6 separate regions of the Homo sapiens genome follow, and regions 2, 3, 4, 5 and 6 are each linked to region 1. A link is a contact called in ENCODE Hi-C or POLR2A ChIA-PET data. All regions are on one chromosome and are shown on one strand. The core of a region is the stretch at or near the end of the contact, and the rest is flanking DNA. Distances in the headings are between cores, read along the strand shown.

Region 1 (3,563 bases), core at 700-3,199:
ATTTCTTTATATATTTGTGAAACCCTCAAAATTTTATAAGGGAAATGGCCTTTATTTAAAAATAAACTTTCGGGTTTGAAAGAAAGGCTGAGGAAGTGTAAAAAGTGCATTCTAAACTGTCAGACTGTGTACTTTTAAATCGCAGTTAAAAGGAGACTGACAAAATTACCTTTTAAAAAGATAAAAAGACAATAACTAACTTTGCACATAAAGGTTAACATTAGTGAATGTGTGACAACATCAATCACTTTCCTGGCCATCACAGCTGTGTCTTCTGCTTTACAACTAAACCATAACAGGGGAGGCGGGCAGTAGGGAAGCTTATCAATTGCCTGATTACTTTTCCACATTTAATGTAGCTGCTAATTCTATCCCTGTTATATGACGCATTAATTCCACAGTTATAACCCCAGAACCTAATACAGTGCCTGTTGGAAAGAAAATAAATTGACTAGTTGCAACAGTTTGTAATATGAAGGGATTGTTAGATACAATAGAAAATGGAATTATAAAGGACACAAAACACCCACTTAACGTATCATGAAGAAGTCTGTTAGTTCTGGATTGTAAATTCTACTCAGTGATACTCTTGCCAAGTCCCTTTAGGCCACAATTACTTTATCTGTAAAACTGAGTGATTTTATTAAATTAACTTCGGCACCACTTCAAGCTACCTGATAGAAATGAAGTCGACATAAATTGTGATTATGTTCATTAAGTTTCAAAAGGCAACTTTCTTAGGGGAATATTAAATAATGCTCTCTGTAAAATATTTCATAATGCAAATAATCCTCAGGGCAATGTGAAAACATTCTTAACCTATATTTGCTGCCCACAATTTTATTTAGTTTCTATTAAGTTTTCAAGCCTCTCCACCTCCAAGCATCTAGCACAACGTCTTTGCTCACAACACATGCTCTTAGGCCAACTCCAGAGGAGCGCTTCTATAAAATGCAAGGTCAGCATTTATTGAAGTTACTAAGGAGAGCTGAATTGGGGATTATGGAAGAAAAGATAAGGGCAGTGAGGTGGGAGCTGGAAATCCAGACGCCAGCTGTAGTTCTCAAATGTCCCAGGTGTCAAAAGAATTCTTTTTGCATCCACTGAGATTAAAAAAATATATATATATTTAACACTAGGATTAAATTGGGCTCAGCGTTAAATCCTAGCTGCTTCAGAATAAAACTCTTACTTTAATTTCTCTATTGTACAGTCTAGGACATAATAGGTTTTCAATGAAGATCAAACGAGAACCAGGAAATTAAGCTCAGTTAAGAATAAAACAGGACCACTACCCAATATGTCACTGCATAATTATAACTTAGCGTTTAAGTTCGTGGACTCCGCGTTCAAAAGGATTCTGTCATTTACATCTCTCTGCCTCACTACTCTCATCTGTAAAATGGGATAACAGGACTGTCTCAGAATTAAATGAGTTAATACATGCGAAGCGCTTGCCAGTGCACGTTTCTCAGTGCACGTTTCTCAGTGCACGTTTGACTTCCTTAATGAACAAAATCTCTTGAAGGCACGGTCCTACTAACTTCTGTACCCTTAACATAGAACCCCATACAATACTCAATGCCTGCTTTTTTTTTTTTTTTTTTTAATAAAAGAATTGACAATACACTCTAGGCTGGGGTCGCCTGGGAGACCGATGCGGAAAGCCGCGAAGGCAAAAGACCCGGGCTCCGCGACCCCCACCCGCGCGACGACGCCGCCGCCACCGCGTCGTCACACGGAGCAAAGTCCCCTGGGAAGTGTAGTCTTCAGGCCCTGGGAGGGACTTCAGCCACGGGCCGAGGAGCCAGGAAGTTGAGGGAAGGAAGCTAAGGGGAGGGTTACTGGGTAACTCAAAAGTGTCTGGAGCCCCAGAGGTAGGGTAAGCCGCTCACCTGAGTCTCCCAACACCAGTACCTTCACCCGATCCAGGGACGCCATCTTGCCACTGCCTTCCCTGGGTTAACGCCTGTTCCTGGATTGTAAGCCAATCAGAGTTGGGCATGGAGGGCAGAGCCTTCAATTTCATTGGCCACTCGGAGCGTGACTGTCTTGATCGAAGGTTTCACTGAACTCATTGGCTGGTCTGGTAAAAGGTAGCGGGGTGCTTCCCCAGCTGGTCGCAGGAATAGTGCGTTTTCTTTGTCGCGCAAGGGGCGTGGTTCATTTAAGCCGGTAGTTGAAGCGCTGGGGGCAGCTGTAGTGGGAGTGTTCCAGGATTCGCCTTGGTAAACCTTGTTCCCTGTTCCTTGTTCGGAGTTCCCTGGCCGGGCATTGCATTTCATGATTTCTTCTTCCTTTCGCTCCCTCTTAACTATCCTCCCCTAATGAATTACCCTGTTGCCTTGGTCCTCTTGGTCCTCCAAAGAACCATTGACCCCGGAGCGGCCCGTGTGCGACCTCGGGTAGGGCGGGCTTGGCTGCGCCGAGTGTGGCCCTGGACCCAACTGGGAGAGTCCGAGGGAGTTTGGGGTCTCGGAGTCTCGCATTGGGGAGGAGTGCATATCACCGAACGCGTCTCGTGGAGGGCAGCTGGGTCCGGAGGTTTCGCGGTAGTTTGCCGCTGTGTGTGTGAAGGCGTGGAAAGTGCCATGAAATGTGGTAACACAACACCGCAGTTAGATGTGTAGAATCCCAAGTTGTTCTAGAACTGGAGTGGCGATTTACTGAAGTAATCTAACTGGTCTCTTCGCATCCACTTTTCTTGTTTTTTTCTCCACTCTGCAGTCAGTACAATCTTTTAACATCCTGAATTTGATCCACGCACCTCCCGCTTAAAACTGTTTTAAATTTAAGAAGAGAGTGCCCAGTAGCCTGTCCGATTCTACCTTGGAAACAAGAGTGGAGGAAGTGAAGCAGGGGGAAGCTGGCAAGATGAGCCATGTTGGAACAAAACGTGCCTAGGAGACATATGGAAAGTTTTATGGAAGTACTTGTCTGGCTATGCTAGATGCTGGAAATTAATTGGTGAACAAGATGAAGTCTGGTCTTAGAGATAGACATGGAGAAAGTACAAGAAGGGGGAAAGAGCCATGGAACACGTGAAAGGGGATGATTGTATGCTACTTAATGGGGAGTCTGGGAAGGCCTCCATGAGGAAATATCATTTGAGACTTGAAGGATGATTAGGAGAAGGGGGTTTGGGCTTAGCTGTAGGGGCAGAAGGAACAGCATGTGCAAAGCCTTGGGATGCAGGGAAAGCACATGTGGCTCATGGAATTGAGAATATGCTGGTGTGGCTGGTTATGAGGCTGACAGGGTAGACAGAGGGCAGAGGGTGCCTTCTTTTCAACTTTGTTTCTCTGGCTCCGTGCCTGGTGCACAGTAGTCCTTAAATGTTGATATGATTAAAATACACGTGGGTCTGGGCTGGGGTAGGGAGGTGAGGCTGGGATCTGACTCATGGACTATGGAGATCAAAGGAAGAAACAAAGGTCCTAGGAGGTCCCACGCTCAGAAGTCTCCAGAGACCAGCCATACTCCTTCCCTAATAACGCCAGCTGCTATTCGGCTTCAGCTTATTGTTTCCATGTGGGAACATGGGCTCACTTTTTCCTCAGATA
Region 2 (3,563 bases), core at 437-2,936, 1.6 Mb after region 1:
TGGTGAAACCCCATCTCTACTAAAAATACAAAAATTAACCGGGCACGGTGGTAGGCGCCTATAATCCCAGCTACTCAGGAGGAGAATCGCTTGAACTCGGGAGGTGGAGGTTGGAGTGAGCCAAGATTGTGCCACTGCACTCCAGCCTGGGGGATAGAGCGAGACTCTGTCTCAAAAAAAAAATAAAAAAAAAAAAAAAAAGAAGAGGAGGAAGAGATAGCAGAGATCCTTCTCCTTCCAGGTGCAGGCACAGAGAAGAGATAGTGACATAGAGAAGACATGGTGAGAAAGCAGCCATTTACAAGCCAGGAAGAGAAGCCTTACTATAACTAATTCTGATGGCACTCTTTTTCCCCCCTTAAATCAAACTGTATAGCCTAGAAACTGATGGCAGCTTAATCTTGGACTTCTAGTCTCCAGAACTGTGAAAAAATAAATCTCTATTGTTTAAGCCACCTAGTCTGTGGTATTTTGTTATGGCAGCCCTAGCGGACTAATACAGTATCTAATAAATTCTTGAATGCATGCTAAAATGGGATTCTAGGCACTCGATTTTAAACACTCTTTTCTGGATTTTATTTCAATTTGGAAATAGGATATTTTACAGAAGTACTAAATCTAATTTTTATAATGAAAAAATAAGAGTTGCAAAAATTTTAAACACTTTAGGCCGGGCGTGGTGACTCACGCCTGTAATCCCAACACTTTGGGAGGACGAGGCAAGAGGATTATTTGGTGAGACACTCTCGCTACAAAATTTCTTTTAAAAAATTACCCGGGCGTGGTGACACGTGCCTGTAGTCCTAGCTACAGGGAGGCTGAGGCAGTATTCAAGAATACCACTACCTTCAAACCGTTCAAAGTACAAAGCTTACTACAGATAGGTCAATTTTTCAGTATCTTGGGTTAGTTAATAATGCAATACATATTTAAGATCATGATTTTGGAATTCAACTTTGTAACTAAACAGAAGCACATTTATGACTGAATTGGAACAGATAACTTTAATGGCAACTTGGTCAAAACCAGATCCCTATTCTTGCATTCAGGTGTTAATAATTAGCCCTAGGTCTCTGATATTTGAACATAAAAAGGCAAAACCTCTAAATATTACATCTTCTCTAATGGGCAATGACACTAGAGCAGGTACTATAATTAATCCTCCCTCCAAGCTTCCATACGTCCTGTCCCACAAAAATAGTAAATTGCACCAAGTATGTTTTATCAACTAAATAGCTCTTCTGCACCTTCTTCTCTCCCACAAAAACTCTACTTACAAAAGTAGGAGAGGAATGGCAGAAGCTGGAAACTGAGTTCAGGGAACTGCTACAAGATTGTTACAATCCTTATCCACGCATCCCGAGCTTTACCACAGCAGATTACCCAGAGCTTCCCAGACAAGGCCGGAGAGCCGCGGAGAGAACTATGACCCCCCTCCTCCCTCCTCCTACAGAGCAGCCTCGCTCCCTAAGGCCAAACCCGCGCCCCCCATGACCTCCAATGGCTCGAGAAAAGAGCTTTGAATTGCCCGCTTTTTCCAAAGCTGGTTCATACTCCCTCGCAAAGCAGGGAATAGGGTCTGGGGACAAAAGGAGGCACATGCCTGCCACATGAGGAAAACCCCATCACCTGGAACTCGGCGAACTCCTCACAGTTCACACCGCCACTGGGCGCCGCCATATTGGACAAACACGAGGACCCCGCTGCAGGCCAATCACCGCGGAGCAAAGGTGACCGCGGAGTCGCCTGACAAAAAATATAGTACGAGGGGAATCCTTAGGAAAGCTGAGTGCAAGGCTTGAGTTCAACGTGGTCCGCATCCACCTCGGAACCTGTCACCCTGCTGTCCCAACCCTTTTAACATGTCCTCCTGGAACTGGGCCAGATACATGGATCAAAGATTGTCAGACCTTGAAGGGACTGTTTACTCCAATCCCATCTTTTCACAAAAGGGAAACAATTTCCTTGTGGTTCCCCTACCAGGTCGTTGAAGGAAATCTAGGCAAGTGAGGCCTTTCTAATACCTCTCACTCCAGTGCCTAACCTCCTCCCCGGACCCTGGAGCAGGGGGGTCTTTGTTAAGAATTTGGGACCACTAAGAAACGTCAAGAAAAAACGGCATTTCTGGCAGTGTGGGTGGGTATGAGTAAAGTGTTTAGGATGGAGATGATCAAATGTTTTTAGAAAATAGGTAAATAGAAAACAAATTGAAAACATACATGTTAATTTCTCAGATTAGCCTGAGGGATGCTCCAACAAGAGATAGGGCCACTGAGCAGAGTCCAATTATGTGTTTTCTGATAAAAGCATATGTTCATTGAAAACACTGGAAGAGCGGCATACTGGAATACTGGTTTATCTGGTGTATTTCGGGAGTTTACAGATCACGAAAGTTGCACATTTCCTTTCTATTTCACACAGGTACTCCCATGGGTACATATCCGCTAGGGCAAGGGCCCACGGCGCCACACTCCACAGGACCATCTCCGAGGCTGGCTCAGGATGCGGCGCCAGGGGCACTAGGCTGGCGCCGCGGGTCTCCAGCGCGTGGCGCACGTCCTACACGCCCCGCACTGGCGCAGGCCTGTACACCGCGTCGCGCACGCCCCGCCCCCCGGCGCCGCCTGCGTCCTTCCCACTCCAACGCTGGGTGACATTGAGCTCACCAGCGCCACCGTCCCCGGCGAAGTTCTGCGCTGGTCGGCGGAGTAGCAAGTGGCCATGGGGAGCCTCAGCGGTCTGCGCCTGGCAGCAGGTGAGACGCCGGTCGGGATATGGGAGGTAGGGGAGCTGGCCCGGCCGCTGCGGGTGGGGGAATCCTGAAGCCTTCCTGGGCCCCGGAGTGGCTCCATTCCATGACGCACTTTCTCGGTTCCTCAGAATCCTACCTACTTAGTAGCCATGTGGGAGGGAACTAGGTGAGCAGCTGCTGATAGGCATTGGAGACTGCCCGTGAATTACCCTCATCTCCATCCACCCAGCTCCCACCAACTTAACTGCCCACGCGCCTACCCTTCTCCCCACCCCCGTCCTCAGCCTCCCCTGAGCTCAGTCTGTAAAGCACCTACTATCCCTAGACCTCCCCTTTACCCATGCATTCAGCTTTCCACCCTAACCTCCCCTATCTATTGCTCTCCTTGAGTCTTCCCTCTTCCCCCTGCTCCTTCCTCTCTGGAGTTTATCCCAGAAAACCTCCAGTCTGAAGTTTCCCCACTCATTAAATGTCTGATTAGGCCAAGGATTTAGGTCTTAGAGATTAATAATAATTGTTTTCTTAAAATGGAGGATACATTACTTTTAAACACTTATACAATTAATTGATTCGAATTTCTTGGAGGAAGTGTGTAATTGAAGGATCTGCAGTTTGTTTTGGTGGTAGACATTTGTGTGATGACTATTTTGGACTTAGGTAATGAAAGCTTAATTCTTTTTTTTTGGGAGAACCAGCAGAGCCTTGGCATAGTAGGGGTTGAGAAATCAGAGGGCTTGCATTTTGACTCTTTTCTGGGTACCAGAGATCTTTTGTTCAATGGCACACACTACATTATTAAAAAGTTGTTAAT
Region 3 (3,563 bases), core at 322-2,821, 1.4 Mb before region 1:
GTGGGAGAGGAAGGAGACAAATGAGTCTGTGGTTACTTGAAGACATTTCACCAAGATGACTGGGGCAAATGCTTCTCAGTGTCACTGAGAGATGGAAAATGAAAAACAGGAAAGACAATTCATAGAGGTTGGGCTGCAAACTCAAGTGGCAGCAGAGGCCAGGCAGGTGCAAAAGGGGGAAGACAGGCCGTGGGGTCTGCAAAACTGCAAGAGTCGTCTCTCTAAAGAGGGTGCCTCCAAGGGGCCTGCCACAACTCAGCATCAGCCGTCCTTGCCATATGGGAATGCACTTGTGGTGTAACTAGATCTTCCATTTTTTCAAGAGAAGCCAGAAATTCAGATTTTATGTGAAATCTCTTAACTTTTTAATGCTAGCTACTAATTTTAAAACGTGTTAAAGCATGGTGTCTGCCAGCCAAGTACATCTATGGGCCAGATCTGGCAGGGTGGCTATCAAGTTGTGACCTCTGACATAGAGAAAATGTCAAGGGTCAAAGTTCATAGACTGTTAAGGTTACATAGAGAGACAGTGACTGTAAAGGGATTCAGTACCTAAAATGCTACGGATGCAGCTTTGCCAGCAATCTGAGCTGTATGACATATGCCCCTATCCTTCAAGCCTGTATATGGATTTGAATTTATACAGGAAGTTTCATCTAATCCTCAAATGGTTAAATCACAAGAATTTGAGTGCTTTCTGTGTGCTGAGTACACAGAAGTTAAAGAATTTAAAATCTAACTGGAGAAGAAAAAAACATGCCCTCTTGAAACAACTTGAAACAAATTATGAAAGAACCTGGGAGACTGCTTTCTTCACATTTCATGTGTCAGAGGCATCTTAAATCCTGGTTTGTCCCCCCCAAATCACTTCCATTTAGAAAACTTTGCAGTAGTGTGTGTGTGTGTCTTGAATATGTAACCAGAAATCTGATTTCCTGGGCAGTGGTTACAAAGCTGCAGCCTCTCTTTGCCCAGGGGTATCTTTACCCCAGAGTGGGAGGGGAGTGAGCTGAGGTGGGGGTGCACGAACGCTGCAGAGGAGGTTGGGATGGGAGTGGCCGGCGTGAAGCCACTGCCTGTCAGGTTTCTCCGCTGGAGTCCCCTGTTTGTCTCTGTCATTACTCTTTAAGTATTTGCGTAGCAGACAGGCGGGCACCGAAATAGAAAGTGTCAAAGATACGATGACAATGAGGATAAAACCAGGGCAGAGGGTTCTGAAAGTCCCAACCAGCACGGTCCCCGCAGAATGCCAGCGCACCTCCTCCCGCCACTTCAAAGAGCCGGCTCGGCGGGGCAGGAAGCGGCGGCTGCGGCTGCGGGTCCTGCGAGAAGAGCGCGATTTCCTCCGGGGCTGCCCAGTTATCTCTGGAGTCGCAGAACTGCTCTCGGGAGAACGCGTTCTCTACCCCAACCCCGTGCTCCTCAACCCACCCACCTACTTCCTCTAGCTCCACACACTCACAAGCACCGAGCTGCCAAAAATTTCCACCCACCGCCCCCCTCCCTAGCTAACTTCCTTCCAGCATTTCCTGAGCTGGATGATCCTAGGATTTGTAAGACAGGAAAAAAAGGAAGGCGTGAGGGCGGGCAGCAGCGACAGGATGCTTGTTTTTCGCTCTACCAAAGTCGTCTGAAGGCGAGACAGCGGGCCCAGGGCGCAGGACCCACCGCAGCCCCCTGGGCAGTCTCCTCGCCCCGCGTCCGCGTCGTCTCCGGGGCACTTAGTAAGGGGTGGGGAGAGCTTGCCCTCCCTCTTAAGCTGAGGAGAAACACCCGAAGACACCGCAGGAGCCTGTGAAAGTCCCTAGGACTCCAAGTGAGGAAGTGACACTCCCAGGCGAGCCGGCCCGCGGCTGCCAGTCTGCACGGCCTCGGCACGGCGGCCCCGGAGCGGCGCGGGGTGGATCTCAGGCTCTGCCGGCCCGCGGCCCGCGGGGTCCATGCGCAGGGCCCCCAGCCCAAGTTCTTCCATCTTCCGATGCGGCCCCCCAGAGCCGCGGGGCAGCCGGTGATCTAGCCCGGGAGCCCATCTTACAGCGGTGCCAAGCAGAGGGGCGGCAGAGACGGAGGGGCAGCCTCTTTGGGACTAACTCATGAAGAACAAGGGTGCTAAGCAGAAGCTGAAACGAAAGGGAGCCGCCAGCGCGTTTGGCTGTGACCTGACGGAGTATCTGGAAAGCTCGGGACAGGATGGTAATGTGCCTTGGCCTTTCTCCCCCGCCCCCACCTTCTTTTTGTTTGAGGGAGAGACGGACTCTCTCGAGTTGTGATAGAGTCGGTTCACAAGTTAATGTATTCCAGGCCTGTGCGCTCATTGCACTTTTTTTTCTTTTTTTTTTTTAAAGAACATAAACGATTCTTAAGGTGCACAGCGCTGCTGTCCCGACGCGCAGAGGCTGCTGTGTCAGTCCTTCCGTTTGCCTCACACAAGCTGTTAATGGGTGGTACTGCCGCAAGTTTACCGGGCCACCTCAGGGGATGGGGGTGGAAGCTGCAGAGGTCCCAATCCTAAACTTGGCACGTTGGAAGGGAGGGAGGAGGGGTGGACATGTGGGATGGTGATCAGTGGTCTTGCCTGGGTACAAAATCATGACCGCCTTAGCTGTCCCTCCTGGGCTCTCCAATTTCGTCTGCTCACATCTTTTTTTATTAATGTGTTAGAAGGCAGTTGCGGGTGGGGGGTGGGGGAGGATCCTGGCTGGGGGAGTGGTTGCACAAACATTTCTGAATTTCTGAGCTGATGCCAAATATATAGTACCTCCACCCCCTTTCCACAACCCCCTCCCCGCCCTGCAAGACCTTTTCCCTCCTCTTGGCTTTCAGATTAACATTTGGTGTGTCAGACAAGAAGAGTGTTGTAAAAAGGTCAGAGGGCCTCCATTTTTAAATAGTTTAGGGTAAGTAGAGAAAAGGAAAACTTCTCTGTTTTCAAGGTCAGATGGGGGTAGGGGGGAGTTGGGGATGGGGGAATCCAGCGGAGACAATTTAAACATTTGTTGGGGAAGGGGGAAAGAAAACACCATCTAGATTACAATAACAGCGTTTGAGCTTAGAAGTGTTTAATCATAGGAAAGTTGGAAAATTGAGCATTAAATGACTCCTTTTGTAAGGTTGACTGGTTTTGCACTTACCCTTGACAAAAAGGCCTTGTCTTCAGAAGCTTCAGCGAGAGGAAAATAGCCTACTATATAGGCCATGTGTTTATACATAGATAGATACAACAAAGGGGAAAACTAAGGGCTGTGTAACCGTGCGGAATAATTCTGCCTCCAGGAAAATAATCTCAAAACCTATTTGATTAGTCCATATCGAATATGCATTTCAAAAACAGTGCAATGCTTTTGTTTCACTTCTGTGTTTTGGGAGACTCAGCACCACCTAGTAATTTGCAGTGGTGTGATATTCCTGTGGTATTCTAGAGTTCAGTCTGCTGTGTCATTAGGACAAATAGCTTAGGATTTTAGAGCTTGGAGAACCACAGGTTTCAAAACTGACTCTTTTGAAATTGATGCATAACTTAACACTTCATTGAATCCTCACCAACCATCTGGAGAGGTAGATTT
Region 4 (3,563 bases), core at 499-2,998, 1.2 Mb before region 1:
AAAACACACAGAGATTGGAGGGTGTTCCTGGGTCTCCAAAGGTTGTGGATTTAGTTTCACAGCCTGAAAAAGGAACAAATAAAAGTCATTCAGGAAGGAAGGTGTGCCTACTTTGAGTTGCAAAACTCTCGAGTTGCCTGCTAAAATTAATTGGAGAGCTTAACCTAAGCAACCTCTAAAGCAGGGCGTGACCCTGAGGAAAAGCGAATGGAAATTCTGTGAGGGGACCAGTTCCAAGAACCAACCACAGCCCTTCCATGAAAAGGCTTTCTACTTAATAGGTGGGGTGAAGATTTGGTTAGAAACAGGAGAGCTCTAAGGACCCTCCATATCTGTTAGCCAACCTGCAAAAGTTCAAATCCTCTTCTGAACATACCAAGAAACATAGAGCAGACAGTAAGGGTGTATTTTGTCCAAGGCAGGACCTAAGTTATGAAACAACTTCTTTCTTGACATATTAACATAAGAAAACAAGTATCTCAATTCTTTAAACCCTCTACTCAAATAATATATCATAAAGGGGTATGAGATCTCAATAACCAGAAAAGTCTATCCATAAAAAGGGAGGGAAAAAAAGACACTGCAGACGTTACTTATCAAAATTATGTACTCCAGGGCCAGGCGTGGTGGCTCACGCCTGTAATCCCAGCACTTTGGGAGGCTGAGGTGGGCGGATTACTTGAGGCCAGGAGTTCCAGACCAGCCTGGCCAACATGGCAAAACCCCATTTCTACCAAAAATACAAAAATTAGCCAGGTGTGGTGGTGGGTGCCTGTAATCCCAGCCACTTGGGAGGCTGAGGCACGAGAATTGCTTGAATCCAGGAGGTGGAGGCTGCAGTGAGCCAAGATGATTGCAACACTGCACTCCAGCCTAGGCGACAGAGTGAGACTCCATCTCAAAAAAAAAAAAAAAAAAAATTATGTACTGTCATGTGAGGTGGCTAGGGATTAATTTTTCCAGTAAATATGTCAAAATTGAGAAATGAAAATAAACACTGTGCTCCACTGTCACCCCTTCAGGCTGCTACCAGGACACAGCCCCGTGCTGCTCAGAGAATGCTTGAGTGTCCTCTTTGGAGACCACCCTAGAGCTAGAGTTCCAGCCACGCCATATTGTTTTATTAGCCATCATCCATTTTAGACAGGATTAGTTAAAAGAGACTTATTCACCAGAATTTGTTTTTCTTAAGATAGAATCTTGCTCTGTCACACAGGCTAGAGTGCAGTGGCGTGACCATAGCTCACCACAGTCTCAACCTCCCGAGCTCAAGCGATTTTCCCACTTTCACTAGAATTTTACTGGCTTGAGAAATTCAAATACGGCCCACAAAAACAATATTTGCTAGGATCTAGGATATTTTAAAATAATGGGCCACAATTCTCACTATGATGCTCCAAATATGTCGGGAAGCCACAGCCTCCTGTGGGAATGAGACCCTAAGGGTTCCTTTGAGGGCAAGCCTGGATCCAGGAGGTGGTAGCAGAGGTATTGTTTGTTTAAAAAGCAGTGAGGTTGCTGGTAACTAGTTCTACCAAGCTATCCCATAGTAAGATAATAGTAAATGTACTTACTTGCTGAAGAAAAATTCCACTTTTTCTTTAAATCCTTTGATTTCAGGGTAAGACTCCACTTCTGAGATGTTCTCTTCTTACAGTCTATAAAGCAATGACAAATCACTTTTTCTTTGGGTAATCTTCAGAGAGGCGACATTTCCCCTTCTAACTTCTGTTACTTTACAGAGGGTTTGAGTTCACTCAGTACTTGTCAGTGCCAGGAGTTGGACAGGGTGTTTGAAGAAGCGCCCTCTGCTGCCGTCTTCTTCTAGTTGCTTTTGTAGAGGCTGTGGCTGGGGCAAATCACACAGCAGCCTCCCTCACCACCGTGCATGGACTAACAAACATGAAACACCACGAGCACCAGGCGGCCTAGGGGAGGAGAAGAATGGTGCCCGAGAAGAGTGAGGGGCATCTGGCTAGCCTTGCTGTGTGATGGGAGGCCAGCTTCATGGGCTGGCTGTTTCTGTGCTGGTCTCAAGTTTTGTTTTAGCACCCAGAGTTACTCCTGAGTCCCTGCAGGAATAAGCTGTCAACCTCATATGTAGGGGACACTTTTGGGAGAGTGCTCAGCTCACAGGACCACCCAACTCTACTCCCACCTCTGAATCCCACCATCTTCAGAGAGTGGGCTCCTGCCAGCCACGCTGGACAGTGAATTCTGGTCACCCTAGCCACAGTTGAGTGCGCCTCTGGTGGGATGAGGAAGACTTTAGTCATGCCCATCACTCCCATTTCCAACTAGGTTGCCACCCACCCCTGTGTGTCCCTTTGTAGGATTCTGGAGCCCCTGTGAGTGAGCAGCTGACCCATGCTGGACCAGTGTACTTGTTTGCACAGGTGGAACCTGACAGCACCTTGCATGGGTTGCAGTGAGCCGAGATCACAACACTACAATCCAGCTTGGGTAACAGAGCAAGACTCCATCTCAAAAAAAAAAAAAAAAAAAAGACGCCATCCTTCCCACACCAGCCAGAAAGAGAGCAAACCGTGTGGGTGAGAAATACTGACTACAGCGGCGGCTTCCTTCATCTCAGCAACAAGTTTGTGGCAGAGCTTAGTGGATACCACCCTATTCACCTGAGATTTGGAATACTGAAGCTTTGGAAATCATGAAGGCAGAACTTGCTATGAAAGGACTCCACTGCACTGTCTCCTTCTGTATTGGCAGAAGGGGCCTAGTGAGCACCCTTCTTCACCTGTGTCTTGTTCTGGTCTCAGATGCATATTTTGAATAGTTGCAAGGAATATGGATGTGACAATTCCTGCCTTACCTCTAGTAGATCAACATTACATTTTCAAGTAAAGGGAACATAGATTGGAGGTAAGTTCATGTTTTCTATTTTCTTGAACATTTATTCAGATCAAAGAAATGTTTTCACTGATTTTAGCCACTTCTACTTGATACATTATTACAATGCACTGGAAGTGATTTTTTTTCCAGGTATTTAAAGTAATAGAAAGTTATAGATGTCAACTTAAAAGAGCAAAGAAATACAGAGTTTTAGAAATTTATTTTCTTTTTTTTTTTTTAGATGAAGTCTTTCTCTGCCGCCCAGGCTGGAGTGCAGTGGTGCAATCTTGGCTCACTGCAACCTCCGCCTCCTGGGTTCAAGCAATTCTTCTGCCTCAGCCTCCTGAGTAGCTGGGACTACAGGCGTGTGCCACCATGCCAGGCTAATTTTTAAATTTTTAGTAGAGATGGGGTTTCACCATATTGGCCAGGCTGGTCTCAAACTCCTGACCTTGTGATCCACCCTCCTCGGCCTCCCAAAGTGCTGGGATTACAGGCATGAGCCACTGCACCCAGCCGAGTTTTAGAAATTTCATGAGGGACTACATGAATACAAATTTTGACGATCACAGACACCCTCAAATTTTAAGAATCCCAGTGAAATCCTAACCTGCCTTGGAGAAACACACATTAAACAACTTTGCCATTAGCGCTTTGATGTGACTTAATCAAAGAGGCTGGAAGAAAGGAACACCAGGAAGGTACTTTACAGA
Region 5 (3,563 bases), core at 678-3,177, 1.1 Mb after region 1:
GTGGCTAGACTAGTACCTGGCACGTACTAGGATTTGCTAAATACAGGTTGAAAGTATGAGTAAATGCACAAACCTCAGGCATTCTGAGCCTCAATTTCTTGACTTTCTGTTTTTCTCTTGTTACAATAGAGAAAGCTCAGATTTATAGTTGGAAGCCTCTCTAACGTAAAATAGGCTCAAAACAGTTTGTGCCCTCCTGGCTACCGTAATAAAACATCACTAAATCATTATTGTCATCAACAAATATGTGCAGAGCAGTATGGTAGATGCAGGGGATGCAAAGATTCTACACAAGACATACTCTCTGCTATTGTTCTGGTTGGGAAAGAAAAGTATGTTTATGTACATGTGTACACACACACAGATACAAAAAAATATACTTAAGAATATCAGATATATGTTAAATGCTAAATAGATGACACAGATAAGAATACAGGCCATAAAGTCAGAGGACTGGGCTTCTCTGAACCATTTTTCTTGCTGTAAACAAAATAGCAATTCCTACCTCCTAGAATGATTCTATTTAGAAGAGAAGGCAGCCACCAAGATGGTCTTAAAATGTAGTATAAGTGTAGAGCTGGGCCTTAAATAACCATTTGGAGACCTCTTATCATGCTCCAGGAATTGTTCTAATTGCTTTCATGTATTAACTCATTTAATCATTCCAACAACTCTAAGGAACAGATACTATTATTTTTTTCCCAATTTGAACAATGAGCATACTTAAACTCTGGAGAATGTAATTAGCTGGCACAAAGTCACACTGTTAAGTATAAAGCAGGGGTTCAAACTAGAGCCACCATCTGCCTTAAAGCATTTAACTACGATATGAAACAGCTTCGGCACACCTTCAAAGGGTAGGATTTACACAGACAGGTTGAAGGAGACATAACCACCTACCCCAAAATCAATTGACAAATGTGCCTAAGGCAGAAGGTGAGGGAGTGCAGTTGGATTGCGTAATTACCCTGAAAAACCACCTGTTATGGAAACCATCTGTAAACTTTCTCGAGTGTTTCTCCTATAATTCAACACTTCTCCCATCTTTACATTAAATTCATGAAATTTGACACAAAAAGACAATTATTTATCTATTTTAAGGCTACTACCCTGTTGCCAGGCCACCGGGTCCGGCCCAGCCTTGATTCTTCGGGAATCACTTCTCCCTCGCCGCGCCTGTTACTGCCTCCACGGATCACTGTGAGGAAAATAAATGAAAAGGAAATTCAGTGCGATCCTGTTGCGGCTGATCCTAAATGTCTGCAGTTGCTATCTCCGAATCCTCTTTCTCCTCCCCACTACACATCCCCTTCTCCAGTCCTAGGACCACAAGAAACTTCCTCTGGTACAAAAAGGTCAGAAAACGATTACTGAGGTAACAGCGTCGCTTCAAGTCTAAGGACCGAGATTCTGGGGCCTCTGGGCTCCTTTACTCCAGATTCTAGACCCGGCTTTCGCGCTACCAGGCCTTGGATAAGACACTAGGCCCTGTGCCTGGACACTGCACCTCCCCAGGCCTCAGTTTCCACACCAGATCTCTACAGAGTGGGCGTGAGGGCAGGCCGATTCTCCCGTTAAGAGCTCTTACAAGCCGGCTGACTTCGTCCAGGAGCCTGGGGTCCTGGCCTCCTGGTAGGCGCCCTGGGGCCCTCTCCCTCCCCAGCCACCACCTCAGATAAGTTACCTCATCCTCGCTTCGCGTTCTTCCACTAAAGAACCTGGGGCTCCCACGCCGCACTACAGCGCCGCGGCCTTCCGGGGCAGCGTGCGTCGCGACGCGGGAAGGGGCCTGGAGGCGGGACTAGGAGCCTCGGAGTCAAGGGGCGGAGCGCCCTTTGCTAATAAGCCAATCAGAACGTGAGACGCTCCGGTGGGGCGGTGCGCGTCGAGCGCGGGGTGGAGTCTGGGTGACTTGGCTGGCGGGATCAAGTGCAGCTGCTTCAGGCTGAGGTGGCAGATAGTGAGCGCTGGTGGCGGAGTTAAAGTCAAAGCAGGAGAGTAATTATGAATAGCGCAGCGGGATTCTCACACCTAGACCGTCGCGAGCGGGTTCTCAAGTTAGGGGAGAGTTTCGAGAAGCAGCCGCGCTGCGCCTTCCACACTGTGCGCTGTGAGTGAGGACCATCCGGGGATAGAGGGGGAGCCTCCCGGGATGGGGGTGAAGAGGCACAAACCCCTCTGGGTTTTGTTCCCACAGTACCCCTTACACTGTTGGAGACTACGGGGCGGGGAGGGGGGAGGCAGCGCGATCCTCTAACCTGCTCGGAGTCTTAGGGGGTCGGTGGAAGGAATCGGAGTAGAGCAAATGTGGGTAAACCCTGGACAGAGAGCGTTGAGACCAGCAGACAGGAAGGGAAAGTGTGAAAAAAGTCTGTAGAGGTGACTGTGGAGACAGACGTGACAGGTGGATGATGCAGGGGTGGACAGGAAAATAATAAGGTGACAAATGGGAAGGGACTAAGGACCGAATGCCGGGGAACTTGAATGCCTTGAGGCTGGTGGGGCAATATTCTCTCTTTTCATCACTTTTTCTCACCTCTGGCAGATGAGGGTTCTTATTTGGTGTGTTCTTTGCAAAGGGAGAAATTCTCAACCATCCCAATGATCTGTATATCTCTTTGGACCCCAGATTTCACTCAGTTATCAAATACTGATTATCAAAGTATTCGAGGGTGTGTTATTAATTTCTTTATTTGGAAGATGCTTACCTCCCTATGATTTCTACCCTTTGGTTTTCTTTATGTCCTCTGGAACTAGTTTTAATAAATTATTCTCTTTTATGTTGTTGGAGTAGAAAAAGGAGCTCTTTTGCTTTAGCAGTTGGATGATATAGATTCCAGGAAGGAAAATATAGCATATAAGTTTTTATGTGTAAGACATTCGTTTTTTGCATAACAACTGTCATAGAATTGTAGAGCGGGAAGGAAACTTCAAGATCACTGAATTATAACTTCTCATTTTTCTGTGGTAAAACTGTAAGTATTTTTTCACTTCCTTTCCCCAGCCTTGCCCTTCCTTAATATCTCATCATTCCGCCTTTCTCAGTCATTCTGTTCTCGGGTTGTTTAGAGACCTTTATGGTTTTTACTCTGAAATGTTCCATGGTTCAATCAAAACAACTAATTAAAGCATACATTCTCCCAAAAGTTTATTTAAGTTGTAGACAATTTAGTTATAGTTACTCAAAGTAAAGGTATGAAGAACCACTGGTTTTAACCCTGCAAGAATATATTTACTAAAAGGGTTTTTTTAAAGCAAAATTAACATCCAATTGGTAGAATAAATGGGTGAGATATTTGTGAACAGAAACTCTTCAACAGTGTCCCTTGTTTATTCTTCTTTATCATATACTTTCTCATCCAGAGCTCCCCACGATGAGATGGTGCTGTGCTGGCTCTGCAGTTTCTCTCTCTTCAGTCCCATTTTCCGGAAGTGTGATATGCGTCTTTATCTGGTTTTTCCATGCCTTTTTCTCAAATAGTATCTACTCTCTCCTTTTCTCTTCCTTCTCAGGTATGCAATAGTCTTAATATTAATTTTTCAAGTTACAAGGGCTTAAGATT
Region 6 (3,563 bases), core at 512-3,011, 1.0 Mb after region 1:
CTAGAGAAATTAATGAATGATTTATTTTATAAACAAGGATAAAGTCAACATCCCTTTAATTAATCCATTAATCAAAGGGAGAAAAAGAAAGGGGGCCTATAAAACTCAAGCAGAAGGTTGAAAAAAATCTTCTAAAGATCATGTTTAAGAAAGGCTGCATCCCAGAGTCTGGATGCCAGAAATGCCAACGACCTTCTTGAAAAACAAGGAAGTATCTTTACGTGATTGTCAAATTGGGTTGGGAGGTCCCAAGGTGTGGACAAGGCTTTTTAAAAACTTCATTCTTTTACGTTTATACTTTTGCATATTTCATATTATACACAACATATTTACAGTGGTAGTCATACACTATAAATAATTAAACACACAACATTTGGGGAGATGCATGCTCAAAAATGTTTTACTGATAGGGAGTGCAATTAAAAGGTTTGGAAGCTGCTGAGGTAGTAAAAAATATTGATGCAGTGAAAAGAAAAACATTAAATGGTCATTCTGTGGTCAAGGGATGAGAAGTAAAAGCTATGAAGCAGTTAATGTACAATGCCTGCAACTTTTGAGTACTCTTCAACTTTTTCCTGCATCTATTCCAAAACCAAATCCTGCCATTTTTCCAATAGGATATTTCCTGAGTTTGCCCCTTCATAACCATTCTGACCATCTAAATCTTATCAATTCACGCTTTTGGAAAGGCCTCTGGCCCTTATGTAAAGAGCCCTCCACTTGCTTGCATCTTGCACAGAACTGTAAAAAGGTCCTTTAAATGCTCAGACAGCTTCCAACTATCTCCAAAAGTGAAAGTACTTACCCATGATTGTAAATATCCCTGTCCCACTCTCAAACTGTCCGCTCCCCATAGACCAACTGGAGCTCTTTAAATAAGTCAGACAAATATATTCCTCATTCCTCAAAGGACTCACCCTCCCTTTCACATTCCGGTTGTGCAGATTAAACATACTCCACACCATCAAACCAAGTTATTTTTCCTCGAGAACTCTCTTAGAGGTTCCTTTTTCTCTAACAGCCTGCCCACCTCTGATTCCTGGGATTTTCGTGTTGACGGGATCGTTGGGATCTTTCCTCTCTTCTCATCTTTCCAGTAACCCATTAGCATTAGCAGGATTATTGGACAGGCCTCCGTTTGCATTAATATCTCCAATGATTCTGTGATCTCCGCCCTAAAGACCTTTGATTTCTTTTGGTCGCGCCTCCCCTTCGGGACACCAAGTTTGTTTAGGGCCTGAGCACAGGGGCCCAGCAGGTTCTTTCCGACGTCAGCGGCTGCGTACGGAGGCCGACTTAGGCAGGCCGCTCCAGGAACAAGGCCGTGCGGACAGGACTGACCTAGGCGCTTTTCCCCGTCGCTCCCAGAGGAGAAACGTACCGGGGAGGGGACAGACCGTGAGCAAGTGGTCCAAGTCTGCGCAGGGTGACCCCGAAGGCCCACCGGAGAGGCCGAGGCTTGTGGGCTACTAGAACTAGGCCTGGTAGGTGAAGGAGGCGGGTGAAGGGCCGGATCCAGGACTGAATCCGGGAGAGGCGGGGCGAGGAGGGGACTCCGGTGTAGCTGCTTGGGCAGCTCCCGCGGCCCCTCTGGCGGGGGTGACCGTTATTGGACTCGCAGAGGGAAGAGTTGGGTAGCGTCCCCTACTCACCTAGAAGCGCTGCCGCCTGAGGCTCCAGCTGCCCCCCTCCCAATTCAAGCCACGTCAGCTCGGGAAGCCCGTACGCGACACCTTCCACCGCCGCGCCCCGCCAGGGACTCAGCCACTAGCAGTTGGGACGGAAGATGGGATTAAGACACCGACCAATCAGGACTATCGGCAGGACGTTACCAGGGAGACCAGGCACACCTTGTTTGTTACCAACCTATCAACAATGACGGAAACCAATCAACGACAGAAGATGCTCCGCTTCCTCAAAGAAACAGCCAATGGACCCTAAAGAGTGAATGAGGGGAGTGATTAGACGCGAGTAGGTGCCCCGGAACAAGATCTGGGGAGGGACAGGAAGTGTCGAGTGGGCGGGCGTTCTGGGAAAGGTCAGATGTTCTCAGTGTGAAGTGGTTATGCTGGCTTCCTCCAATTCCTCCTCTTCGTCGGTTGTGACTGACCGAGACAGCGGCTTGGGCTTCGGCAGAGACTTGAGACTGCGGGCACCCGCTGCCATTAGGATTGTTGAATGAGCTGTGAGAAGGGAGTGGGGGATATGGGACTCTTAGATTGAAAAAATACTGGAGCCTCTTAGTTGTTCGTCTAGTTTCACCTTTTGATTTTGTTGATGAAAAATAATTAACCACAGAAGTAACTTGCCCAAAGTCAAACAGCGACTTAGTGATGGAACTCGGACTAGAACCCGGTGTCAGTATGAAAGAGGATCAGCAATGTCTGTAAGGACATGATTGTGAGAGAGAGAGTAGTGAATACTAGGAAGGTGCCTCTTACAAAGTGGAGCCTAAGCCAGGACCTAAGCAAAGATTGAGAGTTGAGGGCTCAGGCTCTGCAATGAGTGTCAGTGAGGAGCTCCAGCAAAAGACTGAAATCACTCATGCTTTCCTTAAACCCCTAAGGAAAGGGAAGGAAAGTAGCCAGTTTCCAATGAGCTGTCATTTCAGGCACTCTCTTGGCAATAAGAGTAATGTTAGTTTGAATTTATTGAATCTTGCTGTGCACTCAGCTGGCCCATTGTATGTATACTCATCTTAATGATTACATAACTTCACAATTCAAACATCAGCTAAGTAAGGCCTTTCCTGGCTGCCCATCTTACGGAACTGGAGGTCATTATTCTAAGTGAAATAAGTCTGGCACAGAAAGACAAATATCCCATGGTCTCACTCATGTGGGAGCTTAAAAAGTTGATCTCATGGAGTAGAGATAAGTACCAGAGGCTGGGAAGGTGGAGTTGGGGGAGGGAGGGAAGAGATTGGTTAATGGGTACAAACGTAGATAGAAGGAATAAGTTCAAGTGTTTGATAGCACAGTAGGGTGACTATAGTTAACAATATGTTATATATTTCAAAATAACTAGGAGATTAGAAATGTTCCAAACACAAAAATGATAAATGTTTGAGGTGATAGATATCCTAAACACCCTGATTTGATCATTACACATTGTATGCATATATCAAACTACCACACCCCATAAATATGTACAAATATGTATCAATACAAACATAAATAAAATTGCAATTTCCTGCATGCACTATATACTTCTTCTTTGCTTCTTTTTCCCCTAAGCATTTTGCCATCTAAAGTACTATATATTTCATTTATCTGGTATCTCTCTTCTCATTAGATTATAAGCTCCAGGAAGGTAGTAATTTTGATCTCAGCTTTATCTCCAGGTCCCAGAAAAGTATAGAGGAGGGCACTCAATATCTGTTAAATTAATAAAGTATATATGATTATCCTTATCTTAAATGTGAGACAATAAGACTTCAGAAGGTTAAATAATTTGCACAAGGTCACATGGTGAGGGGCAGAGACAGAATTTGAATGCTGCAGTACTTAATGAATACATCATATTCTTATATCCCTGATTGTATCCACCCAGCAAAGTCCTAA

Evidence for each region. Hi-C counts contacts between places; a loop is a spot of excess contacts on that map. ChIA-PET counts read pairs that join two places held with the same protein, here RNA polymerase II (POLR2A). Pooled maps may share reads with other maps.
Region 2: a loop to region 1 is called in a map of naive thymus-derived CD4-positive, alpha-beta T cell, with 27 times the contacts of the local background. The contact joins the promoter of MIX23 here to the promoter of RABL3 in region 1. A Hi-C loop is called at or near these places in 1 of 168 maps with a recorded cell type or tissue (naive thymus-derived CD4-positive, alpha-beta T cell) and 17 of 50 pooled maps. POLR2A ChIA-PET finds 5 or more read pairs at or near these places in 1 of 52 experiments (CD4-positive, alpha-beta memory T cell).
Region 3: a loop to region 1 is called in a map of CD8-positive, alpha-beta T cell, with 21 times the contacts of the local background. The contact joins the promoter of ARHGAP31 here to the promoter of RABL3 in region 1. A Hi-C loop is called at or near these places in 2 of 168 maps with a recorded cell type or tissue (CD8-positive, alpha-beta T cell and naive thymus-derived CD4-positive, alpha-beta T cell) and 7 of 50 pooled maps. POLR2A ChIA-PET finds 5 or more read pairs at or near these places in 1 of 52 experiments (activated naive CD4-positive, alpha-beta T cell).
Region 4: a pooled map shows a loop between it and region 1 (6-fold over the local background). The contact joins the promoter of CD80 here to the promoter of RABL3 in region 1. A Hi-C loop is called at or near these places in 2 of 37 single-sample maps with no recorded cell type and 3 of 50 pooled maps. POLR2A ChIA-PET finds 5 or more read pairs at or near these places in 1 of 52 experiments (H1).
Region 5: a map of natural killer cell shows a loop between it and region 1 (14-fold over the local background). The contact joins the promoter of EAF2 here to the promoter of RABL3 in region 1. A Hi-C loop is called at or near these places in 7 of 168 maps with a recorded cell type or tissue (CD4-positive, alpha-beta T cell, CD8-positive, alpha-beta T cell, ascending aorta and 3 more) and 20 of 50 pooled maps.
Region 6: a loop to region 1 is called in a map of tibial artery, with 9 times the contacts of the local background. The contact joins the promoter of GOLGB1 here to the promoter of RABL3 in region 1. A Hi-C loop is called at or near these places in 2 of 168 maps with a recorded cell type or tissue (naive thymus-derived CD4-positive, alpha-beta T cell and tibial artery), 1 of 37 single-sample maps with no recorded cell type and 13 of 50 pooled maps. POLR2A ChIA-PET finds 5 or more read pairs at or near these places in 1 of 52 experiments (activated T-cell).

What each region holds. Positions count from the first base shown.
Region 1 is chr3:120,740,567-120,744,129 of GRCh38, forward strand. It overlaps RABL3 (RAB, member of RAS oncogene family like 3), which reads right to left and starts at 1,950. Exons shown (of 8, transcript NM_173825.5): 1 at 1,896-1,950. The coding sequence starts at 1,941. GTF2E1 (general transcription factor IIE subunit 1) reads left to right here and starts at 2,178. Exons shown (of 5, transcript NM_005513.3): 1 at 2,178-2,228. RefSeq lists enhancers at 1,211-1,849, 1,681-1,970, 1,850-2,488, 1,936-2,230, 2,111-2,230.
Region 2 is chr3:122,381,545-122,385,107 of GRCh38, forward strand. It overlaps MIX23 (mitochondrial matrix import factor 23), which reads right to left and starts at 1,687. Exons shown (of 5, transcript NM_001017928.4): 1 at 1,630-1,687. The coding sequence starts at 1,680. It overlaps FAM162A (family with sequence similarity 162 member A), which reads left to right and starts at 2,638. Exons shown (of 5, transcript NM_014367.4): 1 at 2,638-2,755. The coding sequence starts at 2,722. RefSeq lists enhancers at 2,449-2,949, 2,773-2,822 and a silencer at 2,533-2,682.
Region 3 is chr3:119,292,812-119,296,374 of GRCh38, forward strand. It overlaps ARHGAP31 (Rho GTPase activating protein 31), which reads left to right and starts at 1,572. Exons shown (of 12, transcript NM_020754.4): 1 at 1,572-2,193. The coding sequence starts at 2,094. RefSeq lists an enhancer at 995-1,044 and a silencer at 1,885-2,004.
Region 4 is chr3:119,557,866-119,561,428 of GRCh38, forward strand. It overlaps CD80 (CD80 molecule), which reads right to left and starts at 1,749. Exons shown (of 7, transcript NM_005191.4): 1 at 1,575-1,749; 2 at 1-63. It overlaps LOC107986118 (a long non-coding RNA gene), which reads left to right and starts at 2,565. Exons shown (of 2, transcript XR_001740861.2): 1 at 2,565-2,880. RefSeq lists a silencer at 57-351 and enhancers at 57-351, 713-872, 1,143-1,202, 1,973-2,022.
Region 5 is chr3:121,833,282-121,836,844 of GRCh38, forward strand. It overlaps EAF2 (ELL associated factor 2), which reads left to right and starts at 1,928. Exons shown (of 6, transcript NM_018456.6): 1 at 1,928-2,110. The coding sequence starts at 2,005. It overlaps IQCB1 (IQ motif containing B1), which reads right to left and starts at 1,779. Exons shown (of 15, transcript NM_001023570.4): 1 at 1,685-1,779; 2 at 1,110-1,198.
Region 6 is chr3:121,747,980-121,751,542 of GRCh38, forward strand. GOLGB1 (golgin B1) reads right to left here and starts at 1,762. Exons shown (of 22, transcript NM_001366282.2): 1 at 1,653-1,762. RefSeq lists enhancers at 1,420-1,469, 1,490-1,729.